Regions from separate parts of the Homo sapiens genome. Here region 1 is linked to region 2. The links are chromatin contacts, found by Hi-C or POLR2A ChIA-PET in ENCODE. All regions are on one chromosome and are shown on one strand. Each heading gives the region's core, a stretch centred on a gene start or an enhancer-like site at or near the end of the contact. The rest is flanking DNA. Distances are from core to core; before and after follow the strand shown.

What was found. A loop is a pair of places that touch in the nucleus more often than their neighbours do. ChIA-PET counts read pairs that join two places held with the same protein, here RNA polymerase II (POLR2A). Pooled maps may share reads with other maps.
Region 1: a pooled map shows a loop between it and region 2 (2.7-fold over the local background). The contact joins the promoter of ADAP2 here to the enhancer-like site in region 2. A Hi-C loop is called at or near these places in 2 of 50 pooled maps. POLR2A ChIA-PET finds 5 or more read pairs at or near these places in 6 of 52 experiments (K562, Panc1, WTC11 and 3 more).

Annotation. Positions count from the first base shown.
Region 1 is chr17:30,920,244-30,926,681 of GRCh38, reverse strand. It overlaps ADAP2 (ArfGAP with dual PH domains 2), which reads right to left and starts at 4,737. Exons shown (of 11, transcript NM_018404.3): 1 at 4,574-4,737; 2 at 3,612-3,742. The coding sequence starts at 4,667. RefSeq lists silencers at 4,047-4,206, 4,367-4,416, 4,557-4,996.
Region 2 is chr17:30,804,443-30,811,173 of GRCh38, reverse strand. The region is part of intron 1 of CRLF3 (cytokine receptor like factor 3); the gene reads left to right. Among named protein-coding and RNA genes, the nearest start is that of CRLF3, 17 kb to the left of the region's middle. Within about 2 kb of position 2,118, at least 8 of the 41 ENCODE cell types and tissues checked have a DNase peak (open chromatin) inside an H3K27ac peak, as active enhancers do.

The sequences.
Region 1 (6,438 bases), core at 3,488-5,987, 110 kb before region 2:
AAGCCCCAGCCTGTAACAATCATGGGCAGATATAACCATGCCTCATATGGGCACAGGACTCCACAGTGCTCACACATCAGCTCACTGGGTCCTCTCAGCCATTTTCATATCACTGTACTCATTTTACAGATGAGTCAACTGAGGCTCAGACGGGTTAGGTTACTTGTTCAAGGAAACACAGCTATAAGTGGAGAACTGGGATTTGAACCCAGACCTGACTCCAAAGCTCATATTCTTCCTATCATGCCTTCCACAGATGGCCAGGACCCCTAGCAGCCCTGAAAGTCTGCAGGAGATAAATGTACCTGGAGGATGGAAGAAGTGGGTGCTCGCCTCATGGAGTGCATAGGTCAGGATGATTAGTAGGGCCCTTTGGCACCCAAGAGACCCAGAGGCTGATGCACCAAAAGTGGCCCTGGCAGCAGTGGCATAGCTAGGGTGAGGGCAGAAGTGGGAAGAAACACCAGGTTTTCAATTCACATCGCTTGGGCATCTCCTTTGCAGGAGAGGAGCATTGCTCCTCTTCTCCTCTGCAGGGGCCGCTAGGCTGTGTCGCCAGCTTTGGATCCCAACAGAGCAGGATTCAGATCCTGACTGCCATTTATTTGATGAGTGACCCTTGGAATCTCACCCGTAAAAATGAAGAAAATGGCCAGGCACAGTGGCTCACACCTGTAATCCCAGCACTGTGGGAGGCCAAGGCTGGGGATCACTTGAGGTCAGCAGTTTGAGACCAGCCTGACCAACATGGTGAAACCTTGTCTCTACTAAAAAAATACAAAAATTAGCCAGGACACAGAAAGGTGAGGCAGGATAATTGCTTGAACCCGGGAGGCAGAGGTTGCAGTGAGCCGAGATTTTGCCACTGCCCTCAAGCCTAGGCAATAGAGCAAGACTCTCTCTCAAATAAATAAATAAATTAGCCAGGTATGGTGGTGCACGCCTGTAATCCTAGCTACTCAGGAGGCTGAGGCACAAGAATTGCTTGAACCCAGGAGGAGGAGGTTGCAGTGAGCCAAGATCACACCACTACACTCCAACCTGGGCAACAGAGTGAGTGAGACTCCGTCTCAAAAAAAAAAAAGAAAGAAAGAAAAGAAAAGAAAAGAAAAGAGAAGAAGAAGAAGAAGAAGGAAGAAGGAAGAAGAAGAAGAGGAGGAGGAGGAAGAAGAAGAAGGAAATATAACAGAGGATTGGGCGCTGTAGCTCACACCTGTAATCCCAGCACTTTGGGAGGCTAAGGCAGGTGGATCACCTCAGGTCAGGTGTTCAAGACCAGCCTGGCCAACATGGCGAAACCCCATCTCTACTAAAAATACAAAAAATTAGCCGGGCATGGTGGCGGGCGCCTGTAATCCCAGCTACTCAGGAGACTGAGGCAGGAGAATCGCTTGAATCCAGGAGGTGGAGGTTGCAGTGAGCCGAGATCGTGCCACTCACTGCACTCCAGGCTGGGTGACAGAGTGAGACTGCATCTCAAAAAAAAAAAAAAAAAAAATGCTGGGCACGGTGGCTCACGCCTGTAATCCCAGCACTTTGGGAGGCCGAGGCGGGTGGATCACCTAAGGTCAGGAGTTTGAGACCAGCCTGACCAACAGGGTGAAACCCTGTCTCTAGTAAAAATTCTACTAAAAATACAAAATTAGCCGAGCATGGTGGTGCATGCCTGTAATCCTAGTTACTCAGAAGGCTGAGGCACAAGAATCGCTTGAACCCCAGAGGCAGAGGTTGCAGTGAGCCAAGATCGCATCATTGCACTCCAGCCTGGGCAACAAGAGTGAAACTCCGTCTCAAAAAAAAAAAAAACAAAAAAAACAAAAAAGAAAATATAACATGGGAGTTATAAGGTGCAAATAAAATCCTTCAGGTTTATGTGCTGGTTTACTGGTTTCCAGCCTTTCTCCCACACTAGAATGTAAGCTCTGTATGGCCAGGGACCTTATCTTGTTCATTGTTCTCTCCCAAGACCCAGCACTTAGTAAGGTCACACTAAAGCCTCCAGTCCGGTGCTGTCTAGCACAGTACCTGGCACAGAGTAGGCATTCAGTAAATGTCAGCCTGCTTCCCCAATAGTCCTGGAAACCCTCAGCCAACCCGCACAGTGCAGAACTGCCTGCTCTCTGGAGGTTTTCTGACCAAAATGGAATTACCATGCAGGCTGAGGGTATCCTCCACCCCCAGAGGGCAGGAGAGCAAAGTGGTCCTCTTTCTGCCTAGGGGGAAAGGAGGACTTTAGACCACAAATCAGGTTATTTCCCTTCCCCCAGTCCAAGACTTCACTAATGATAACAGCAACTTTTTTTTTTTTTTTGAGGTAGGGTCTCACTCTCACCCTGGCTGGAGTGCAGTGGTGCGATCTCAGCTCATTGCAGCCACACTCTCACAGGCTCAGGTGATCTTCCCACCCCAGCCCCCGAAGTATCTGGGACGACAGGCGCATGCCATCACACCCAGCTAATTTTTGTATTTTTTGTAAAGACGGGGTTTCACCATGTTGCCCAGGCTGCTCTTGAACTTCTGGGCTCAAGCAATCCACCAGCCTCAGCCCCCCAAAGTGCTGGGATTATAGGTGTGAGCCACCACACCCGTACAACAGCAACTGTTAACTGACAGCTTTCTTTGTGTCTGGACTGAGCCTACAATCATCTTCACAACAGTGCTGTGACATTGGTGGTAGTGGCCAGGCACAGTGGCCCACGCCTGTAATCCCAGCACTTTGGGAGGCCGAGGAGGGTGGATTACCCAAGGTCAGGAGTTCGAGACCAGACTGACCAACATGGCAAAACCCCGTCTCTGCTAAAAATTAATACAAAAATTAGCGGGGCATGGTGGTGGGTGCCTGTAATCCCAGCTACTCAGGAGGCTGAGGCAGGAGAATTGCTTGAACCCAAGAGGCAGAGGTTGCAGTGAGCCGAGATTGGCCGTTGCACTCCAGCCTGGGCGACAAGAGTGAAACTCCGTCTCAAAAAAAAAAAAAAAAAAAAAAAAGGAAGAAAGAAAAAAAGAGAAATGGTGGTGGTATCCCTTGAATACAGATGTGGAAACTGAGGGTCCACAGCTAGGTCAAAGTACCTAGCTCAGGGCCTCCCAGCTTATAGGTAAGCAAATGATGGCCAGGAGCGGTTCAGGATGGTTCAGGCCTGTAATCCCAGCACTTTGGGAGGCTGAGGTGGTGGATCGCCTGAGGTCAGGAGTTCGAGACCAGCGTGACCAACATGGTGAAACCCCGTCTCTACTAAGTACAAAAAAATTAGCCGGGTGTGGTGGCAGGCGCCTGTAATCCCAGCTGCTTGAGAAGCTGAGGCAGGAGAATTACTTGAACCCGGGAGGCAGCGGTTGCAGTGAGCCAAGATTGCTCCACTGCACTCCAGCCTGGACAACACAGCGAGACTCCGTCTCAAAAAAAAAAAAAAAAAAGTAAGCAAATGATAGAGCCAGAATTTGAACTCTCGGCCTCTGTCTAAGCTGCCATCTTATAAGCTGTGTTTCCTCTAGCTAGACTTGCCCCTCTCTGGTTCTCAGTTTCCCCCTCTGTAGAATGGGAGCCCCCTGCCCGCTGCCTCTACTCCAGTCCCGCAGTTCCATGGCTCTCCACGGGCATGCCTTTCTACCTCCACAATACTGTCGTCCCAGAAGTCAAGTCGCACAGATTTAACTCTGCTGATGTCAGGGAAGTTACGGTGGACGCCGCAGCAGTTGAGACAGATGAAGATCCCCAGCTTGTAAGAGGCCCAGTCGGGATCTGCAGGGGATGAGGCAGGAGAGGAGCTGAGCGGAAAGCGCGGTGAAGAAACCAGGGCTGGGCTCGGGGCACTGGGGCAGGTGGGGCGCCCCTTCTCCCACCTAAGGCGAACTAAGCGGCCAGCCTGGCACCTTCTGGTTAGCCCACCGGCCGCTGCGCGGCGACCGGGGTGAAGATCCTGGAGGCAGTTCAGGGCCCGGGGAGAGAGTCTGAGGCTGCGCGACGTGGAAGTGAAGGGACTCAGAAGGAACCGAGAGGAGGGCGCGGGGGGCGCACCGCGGGGCTCGGCGCGGAGCTGCAGGTGGGGAGGCTGAGTTAGGGGGCCCTCGGCGTCCCCGAGGTGGGGCGCTGGGGAGGCCTTCGGGGGGCGTCTGGGAGCGGGCAGGGGGCACAGGACTGTCGGCGGCCTGGGCCCGACGTTTAGCCCTGGCTGGGATGTCTGAGTCCGAGGGCGTGGGGCGCGCCTGGGTGCGCAGACATCGAGAGCCCGGACTCGGGCGGTCGGGTGCCTGGCCAGGGAAGAGAGCGGGACTGGAAGGGCTCTAGGCTGCCGGCTCTCGTGTCCGGGTCCAAGCACGTGGGAAGATGCGCATCTGGTCCCGCGAGGGGAGCAGAGCCTGGGCTCGTAGGGGCCGGGGCAGGGTGTGGTGGAGACGGCCCTCGGGGCTCGGGTGAGAGGTTCACGGTGTGGGTGGGAGGGGTCGGGGCCCGCAGGTGCCACGTCTGGGTCCAGGGGGCCGAGGGCGGGACCCGGTGGGGCCGAGGGGAGGAGTCGGGTGGGCCTGGGGTCCGGCCGGGGGTCTCGCGCTGCCCGCGCCGCCGCGCCCTTACCTGCCGCCCCGCAGTCGGCGCAGTGCGCGTTGCCTGTGTCCGGCGCCCGCAGCAGCTCCAGCAGCCGCTTCTTGTTGCGCTCGCGATCGCCCATGGCCGGCCCGGCGGGCTCAGCGGGGCTCAGCCCATGGCCCGTGCGCTCCGCCCGGCAGGTGGAGAGGGACCCGGCCGCGGCGCCTCAGCCAGGCCTGGGCAGCCGCCAGCCCCGCCCCGCACCGTCAGGACTGTCCGCCCCTCCCTCGGCAGGTCCAGTCCGGCCCCGAGCTCCGCCGACGCGCGGGGAGGGACAGGAGCACGCAAATTGGAGTTTAACACACTGGCCTGAGATCAAATCGTGGCCTGTCACTTGGTAGCTACGAGACTGTGGACAACCTATTCAACCTCTGTGGGTCTCAGTTTCCGCGTCTATGAAAGAGGAACAAGGGCATATGTCTGCATCTCAGCGCTTCTTGGAAAATTAACCAGAATCTAACTTCTGTTAAAGCGTTCTGTTAATGTAAGATCTTACATCTATTTGGAGACGTATTTATATGCAAATGCCACCTCCTCAGGAAGCCCTCTGTGATACCCTGCCTGGAGTAATCTTTCCAGCCTCTGGGTCTCCAAGAATACTCTTGTAGTATCTGTCTATTTGTTTTGGACCTGAGCACTTTCTATCTACCTTGCATCACGGTTATTTATATACTTGTGTTAATTCCACTCTCTGACCGCAGACACATACACATGTCCACACCAGGGAGTTTGACGTCAGCAGTTTTATGTCTGTATTCCATATTGCTCCTATAAATGATACCTGCACATTTTTAGAAGTCCAACTAATAGTTGCATGATTTTGTTCACCAGAAAAGTGTGGTTTCACCAAGGTGGACACAGCCAGGCACTTTAACCTGTGAAGTTCCATCACCGCGAGGTGAAGGCAGGGTATAGGTGGTCTTAAATGTGGGCATTTCATTTCCTCTTTCCCTCTCTCCCATCTTTGTTACTGCTTGACATCATCTTCGTTACTCCTTGACATCATCTGCAATGACTCATGGGCCTCCTGGTGAAATATATACTGTACATACTTGCCATCTTCTATGTAGGTTAATACCTTAATGCACACAGATGCATTAAGCCATATGCATATGATAGACAGGTGTTAACCTTCAGGATAAAATCAGGTTTCCATCCTGGTGAATTGCAGCTGATGTTCTAGCTGACCTGCCCACACTCCCATTCAACATACATGCGGGCGCAAGCACACACGTGCACACACACGCACAGCAATATGGTGTAATGGAATGAATTCAGGAATCCAGAAATTCAGGCTTTAAATGTTGACTCCTTCATTTCCACATTTCCCAACTGTTTGTCTCTGGGCAAGTTCCTTCACTTCTCTGAGCCTCCAAACCCTCAACTGTTAAATGGAGAGCGTAAGATCCACTAATAGGGTCATTGAAATGGCACAAAGAAACCCTCCAAACATGGTGGCCTCCTTGCTTCCCCTGCCCCTATGGTCAGCTTGTGGAATTGTCGCTTGGAATGCTGTGTGTGATTCCCGTCATCCCTGGGGTGGAGGAGGTCAAGCTGCCAGGACTGAGCAGGAAGGGAGGGTGGAGAGTATTACCAAGAATAGCCAGCCATGAGGGGGTCTTGCCTGTGAGGGGGTGAGGCCTAGCCCAGGAGCAGCCACAGAGGAACCAGTGAGAGAGTCAGCTGGGGTCAGGGGGCATGGGGCTGTTTATTAAACCGGCTGAAAGATGATTCATTTCCGTTGCTTTAGATGAAAAAAGGGACAGAAATAAATCTCCCAGGAGAAAGATGGGAAAGTCAACTTAAGGTATGAAGGCAAAGGAAAGAGGGAGAGAGGGAGAAGAGGAGACAAG
Region 2 (6,731 bases), core at 869-3,368:
CAGTTTTTAATCAGTATGTTCTTGTTAGCAAATAGTTTTGTGTTTTATATATGTGGTTTTCTTTTTTGTTTGTTTGGTTATTTTTGAGGCAGGGTCTCACTTTGTCACCCAGGCTGGAGGGCAGTGGTGCAAAAACCACCCACTGAAGCCTCAACCTCTCAGGCTCAAGTGTTCCTGTCACTTTAGCCTCCCAAGCAGCTGGGACTACAAGCCATGCCACCACACACAGCTGATTTTTTGTATTTTTTACTAGAGACAGAGTTTTGCCATGTTGCCCAGGCTGGTCTTGAACTCCTGGACACAAGTGATCCGTCCTTCAAAAGTGCCGGGATTATAGGCATGAGCCACCGCACCTGGCCTCTACATATGTCTTTTTAGTAACTAAACTCTGGAGGAAAATATATCAGTCACTGTTGTTTTGGAGGGTTGTGAAGGAAATACTCCCTAAGCTTTTGGGTGGCTTAGTATTGAAATACAAACTTGATGAATTTTTGGCATTTTGTGAGCTCTTAATCATGTTAAAATTTTAAAACAGTTGCTTTGGGGTTATATTCAGCTGTAGTGGAAACTTTGTAAGTTTTGTTTTTTATTATTTATTTATTATTTTTTTTTGAGGTGGAGTCTTGCTCTATTGCCCAGGCTGGAGTGCGATGGCACTATCTTAGCTCACTGCAACCTCCGCTTCCCGGGTTCAAGTGATTCTCCTGCCTCAGCCCAGTAGCTGGGACTACAGGCGTGCACCACTACGCTTGGGTAATTTTTGCATTTTTAGTAGAGACGGGGTTTCACCATGTTGGCCAGGCTGGTCTCGAACTCCTGACCACCTGATCTTGTGATCCACCTGCCTGGGCCTCCCAAAGTGCTGGGATTACAGGCATGAGCCAATGTGCTCAGGCCAAAACTTTGTAAGTTTTAATGGTCTGTTACATTAAAGGTTTTAGTGGCAGATTATTTCAAAATATTATTGATCAACATAAACAATGTATATTACAGTTTCCTGTTTGAAATCTTGTCTGTCATTTGTATTCTTAAATCTATTTTGTTACAAATCACCACAGTTGTTTTTGCCTTGAATGACTAGGTAGCATTTGAAGCTGATTGGTTGTCCACCACACAATTCTTTACACAGGGACAGGAAATACTACGTGTTATACCAAGAAGTGTCTTTAGCCAATACATAATTTACAGATTTATCTGGGAGCTCTTTTAAAATAGTGTTCTATGGCCGAGCGCGGTGGCTCACACTTGTAATCTCAGCACTTTGAGAGGCCGAGGCAGGAGGATTGCTTGAGTCCAGGAGTTCGAGACCAGCCTGGGCCACATGATGAAAATCCGTCTCGACAAAAAATACAAAATATAGCTGGGTGTAGTGACACATGCCTGTGGTCCCAGCTACCTGGGAGGCTAAGGTGGGAGAATCACCTGAGCCCAGGAGTTCGAGGCCGCAGTGAGTTGTGATTGTACCACTGCTCTCCAGCCTGGACGACCAAGTGAGAACCTGTCTCAAAAAAAAAGTGTCCTGTAAGTACAAAACAGCATGGTGTAATGAAAGAGCATAGTCTTTGGAGTTAGACTGTTTCTGGCACTGCGAAGCCTTGGGTAAGTTGTCTTCTTTCTCTTCTTTGGTCCTCACTTTCTGAAAGTGCATTGTGAAGATTTATTGAGTTAACAGTGAACGCATGGAACCATTGGTACCACATCAAATATGAAGAAATTCACTCAGCAGTGGAGCTGCATTTTTAAATTAGTTTCATAAAGTCAAGCAAATGAACTTGATTAGTTACATGATTGGATTAAAGGTGACTAGGCTTTAAATCATGAAATATTTCAAGGAAAAGAAAATGATCCCATGGTGGTATCAAGTTTCAAATGGCAGTGGTTGGGATTCTATGAGCAAAAGGGACCAAATTTACAATGAGAGTACAGGAGGTGAATTTGGAAATTGAGTCTCATTTTTTTAGCCCTCTGTCTGTTTTGTGTTCACTTACTTCCTTTTTTCTGAGGTTCTGAAACAAAAACAAAACGTAGGCTCTGCAACAGCTGAAGGAGCTTTTGAATTCTTTCTGAAGAGGAAATTGACTTTACCTAACCAATGCACTTCCTGTGTATGCTATATCCGCTAAAGAGCAAGACAGGACCTCAGAGGCACAGTGCTCAACTGCAGAATTTCCTCTTGGCCATTCGAAATGTATTACAGCGTTCTGACACAAGGTCTTCACTTATTCTGGTATCTGTAATATGTATACAAAGCAACTGAGGGTCCTGTTAAAAATACAGATTTGGCCGGGTGCGGTGGCTCATGCCTGTAATCCCAGCACCTTGGGAGGCTGAGGCGGGCAGATCACAAGGTCAGGAGTTCGCGACCAGCCTGGCCAAAATGGTGAAACCCCGTCTCTACTAAAAATACAAAAAAATTAGCTGGGCTTGGTGGCGCATGCCTGTAATCCCAGCTACTAGGGGGGCTGAGGCAGGAGAACTGCTTGAACCTGGGAGGCGGAGGTTGCAGTGAGCCGAGTTGGCGCCACTGCACTCCAGCCTGGGCGACAGAGCAAGACTCAAAAAAAAAATATATATATATACAGGTTTGGCTGGGCGCGTTGGCTCACGCCTGTAATTCCAGCACTTTGGGAGGCTGAGGCAGAAGGATCACCTGAGGTCAGGAGTTCGAGACCAGCCTGACCAATATGATGAAACCCCATCTCTACTAAAAATACAAAAATTAGCCAGGCATGGTGGCATGCGCCTGTAATCCCAGCTACTCAGGAGGCTGAGACAGGAGAATCACTTGAACCCGGGAGGTGGAGGTTGCAGTGAGCCAAGATTGCTCCATTGCACTGCAGCCTGGGTAACAAGAGCAAAACTCCATCTCCAAAAAAAAAAAAAAAAAAAAAAAAAATATAGGTTCTAGGGGAGGAGGAGGAAAGAAAAAAAATTCATGTTCTGATTTAGCAGTTCTGGGTGGGGCCTGAGATTCTGAATTTCTAACAGTATCCCAGGGGTTGTGTTAAAATCATAAGGTATTCTCTCTTTGGTTCTTTTAGAAAGTTCTTTGAAACACACATGATTAACTGCGTTTTCACTCAACAGCATTTGTTTACCAGATGCTATGTAGATGAGGGCCCAGTTTGCAAAGATCTCATAGTTGAATGGTGAGCTGAATCAAGTGCAATTTGGGTTTATGGCCTTTCTTTCTTTTTAAAATTTTTACTTGGATTTATTTCACAGAAATTCTTTGGTAAATACAGAAATTAGTTAACAATTAATTTAGGATTTCTCTTTGTGATTTAAAGAATTATTTTACTAACTGCATAAATATTATTATAACTGCGTTAATGTCAAATGGAGAGAAAAGGGCTGGATGAGGTGGCTCACGCCTTATCCCAGCACTTTGGGAGGCTAAGGTGGGTGGATCACCGGAGATCAGGAGTTCAAGACCAGCTTGGCGAAACTTTGTCTCTACTAAAAATACAAAAATTAGCCAGGCGTGGTGGCATGCGCCTGTAATCTCAGCTACTCAGGAGACTAAGGCAGGAGAATCTCTTGAACCCAGAAGGCAGAGGTTGCAGTGAGCCGAGATTGCGCCACTGCACTCCAGTCTGGGCCACAAGAGTGAAACTCTGTGTCAAAAAAAAAAAAAAAAAAAAAAAAAAAAAAAAGGAAAGAAAATTGTTTCTATGGTCTGCCCACCCAGTAAATGATACTGCTCTTTTTCTGTTTTAGTCCTTGGGCATGGGCATTTTTTGTTTTTACATGGTCGTGAACATTGCTGGGAAACAATATTGTATTCTGCTTTTTAAATTTAGAGAGAATTTAGAGAATAAATAGAAAGTTTTTAAATCTCTATATTAACTGTTGAAATATTGTCCTTTATTCATATTTTGATATGTTCTTTCTTGGTGGATTTTTCTTATACTTTAAACTTTCTTGATAAGAGAAAGTTAACAAAAGGGTTATGGTGGTAAACAATATGTCATATGAAACTAAGATAATAATATCTAGAAAGCAAAGTATGTTTTTGCTTTAACTTATCGGAGTGGCTTATAGTTAGAATTTTCCCATTAAGCGAGAGAAAATGAATTATATGTTACCTGAATTGTTTTTTGAGAAGAGGGCCTTGCTCTGTCGCCCAGGTCAGGTTGCAGTGGTGATCCTCCCACCTTGGCCTCCCAAAGTGCTGGGATTACAGGCATGAGCCACCATGCCTGGCCTGTTATCTGAAGTCTTTAAAATAAAAATCTGGACCAGGTGCAGTGGATCACTCCTGTAATCTCAGCATTTTGGGAGGCCAAGGTGGGAGGATTGCTTGAAGCTGGTTCAAGACCAGCTTGGGCAACATAGCAAGATCTCGTCTCTACAAAAAGTGAAAAATAAAATTAGCCAAGTGTGGTGGCCCGCACCTATAAGCTCAGCTACTCAGGAGACTGAGGCAGGAGGATCACCTGAGCCCAGGAGTTCAAGGCTGCAGTGAGCTAGGATGTGCAACAGAGTGAGACCCTGTCTCTGAAATAAAAGAAGAAAAATCTGGTGTCTGTATAAACAACCTATTTATCTTCATAATATATTTGACATGAAGATTTTCCTGTCATATCCCCTAGAATATGGGTTCTTAATCTGAGATCAGTAGATTTAGGGCAATGTTTCTCAAATTGTGGGCTACAGAATCACAGGTGTGCTTGGAAAAAATGAGAACTCCATCCATACACTCCTTTAGCCCCTCCTGTCATTTTCTGGTTCAGTAGGTCTGGGATGGAACTCTGCAGTCTGAATTATAACAAGTAGCCTACATGATTCTTCTGCAAACGAAGTTTCATAATTACTGCTCCAGGCAAGCCATGGTTTGGCTCTGAGGGAATTTGTAAACTTCTGCAATTGAATAATTTTTTAGGGTATAGATTATGTATTTTTTGGGGAAGAGGCTTTTTCTTCTCTTTCAATAACTTTGAAAGGAAGAGGCTTTATAAACCTCTCATTTAGATTGACAAAGAGCACTATAATTCAAAAAGGATTAAGTCATTGTCCCAGCTCTGCCTCCTACAGGCCTCTTTGGTTTTTAAATAATTTTTGGTTTTCTTTTAGCATAATGAGGGCATTTTATCCATGAGTTTTTTTGTTTGTTTGTTTGTTTGTATTGTGGCTTTTCATTTTTATTTAGAGACAGGGTCTCACTCTGTCACCCAAGCTAGAGTGCAGTGGTGCAGTCACAGCTTACTGCAGTCTCGACCCCCTGGGCTCAGGTGATCCTCCCACCTCAGCCTCCTAAGTAGCTGGGACTACAGGCATGTGCCACCATGCCCGGCTAATTTTTGTATTATTTGTAAAGACAGGATTTCTCCATGTTATCCAAGCTGGTTTCAAACTCTTGGGCTCAAGTGATCCTCCTGCCTCAGCCTCTCAAAGTGCAAGGATCATAGGTGTGAGCCACTGCACCTGACCATGGCTTGCTTTTTTTTTTTTTTTTTTGAGACGGAGTCTCACTCTGTTGCCCAGGCTGGAGTGCAATGGCGCGATCTCAGTTCACTGGAACCTTCGCCTCCCGGGTTCAACCGATTCTCCTGCCTCAGCATCCTAAGTAGCTGGGATTACAGGCATGCACCACCAAACTCAGCTAATTTTTTTGTGTTTTTAGTAGAGATGGAGTTTCACCATGTTGGTCAGGCTGATCTTGAACTCCTGACCTCATGATCCACCCACCTCGGCCTCCCAAGTGCTGGGATTATAGGCATGAGCCTCCATGCCCAGCTGACCATAGCTTTTTAATCTACCACTTCTTTGCTGCTTTTCAGTAAAATGAATTTTAATCCCCTCATAATTAAACAATTTTCAGTATTGAAACGTACACTTTTCAAGAACAACTTTGTATAGATAATAATTTATAACTTTTTTTAGCGAGTATAACAATGTGCCATTTATTTTACCCACTGTAGTACCTAGATTATTTTAATTTATCCTCACAGCAACTCCATGAAGTAACTATTATTTATTTCTCTTTTTTGAAATGGCGTCTCACTCTGTTGCCCAGCTGGAGTGCAGTGGCGCAATCTTGGATCCCTGCAACCTCCATCTCCCAGGTTCAAGCAATTCTCCTGCCTCAGCCTCGCAAGTAGCTGGGATTACAGGCCCGCACTACCACGTCCAGCTAATTTTTGTATTTTTAGTAGATACAGGGTTTCACTACGTTGGCCAGGCTGGTCTTGAACTCCTGACTTCAAATGATCTGCCCTCCTCGGCCTCCCAAAGTGCTGGGATTACAGGCATGAGGCACTGCGCCCGGCTGAAATAACTATTATTATGCTCATTTGACAAATAAGAAAATTGAGGCATAGAATACTTAATTAACTTAACCAAATTGACATAGTTTGTGAATGATGAAACCAAGATTTGGCTTATTCTATCTGACTTGAAGGGCAGTTCTGTGTACTTCTGTCTGTTTGTGCAAATGAATCACATTTGGTTTATCAATGAATGGAAGATGTATATATACAATGGAATGCCATTCAACCTTAAAAGAGAAGGAAATTCTGTCATTTGTGACAGCATGGATGAACCTGAAGGACACTATGCTAAGTGAAATAAGCCAGATACAGAAATAAACATACTGCACGATCTCATATGTAGAATCTAAAAAGGTCGAAGTCATAGAAGCAGAAAGTAGAATGGTGCTTGCCAGGGATGGAGTTGGGGATGGGGAGATGTTGGTCAAAGGGTACAGAGTTTCAGTTATTTAATATGTG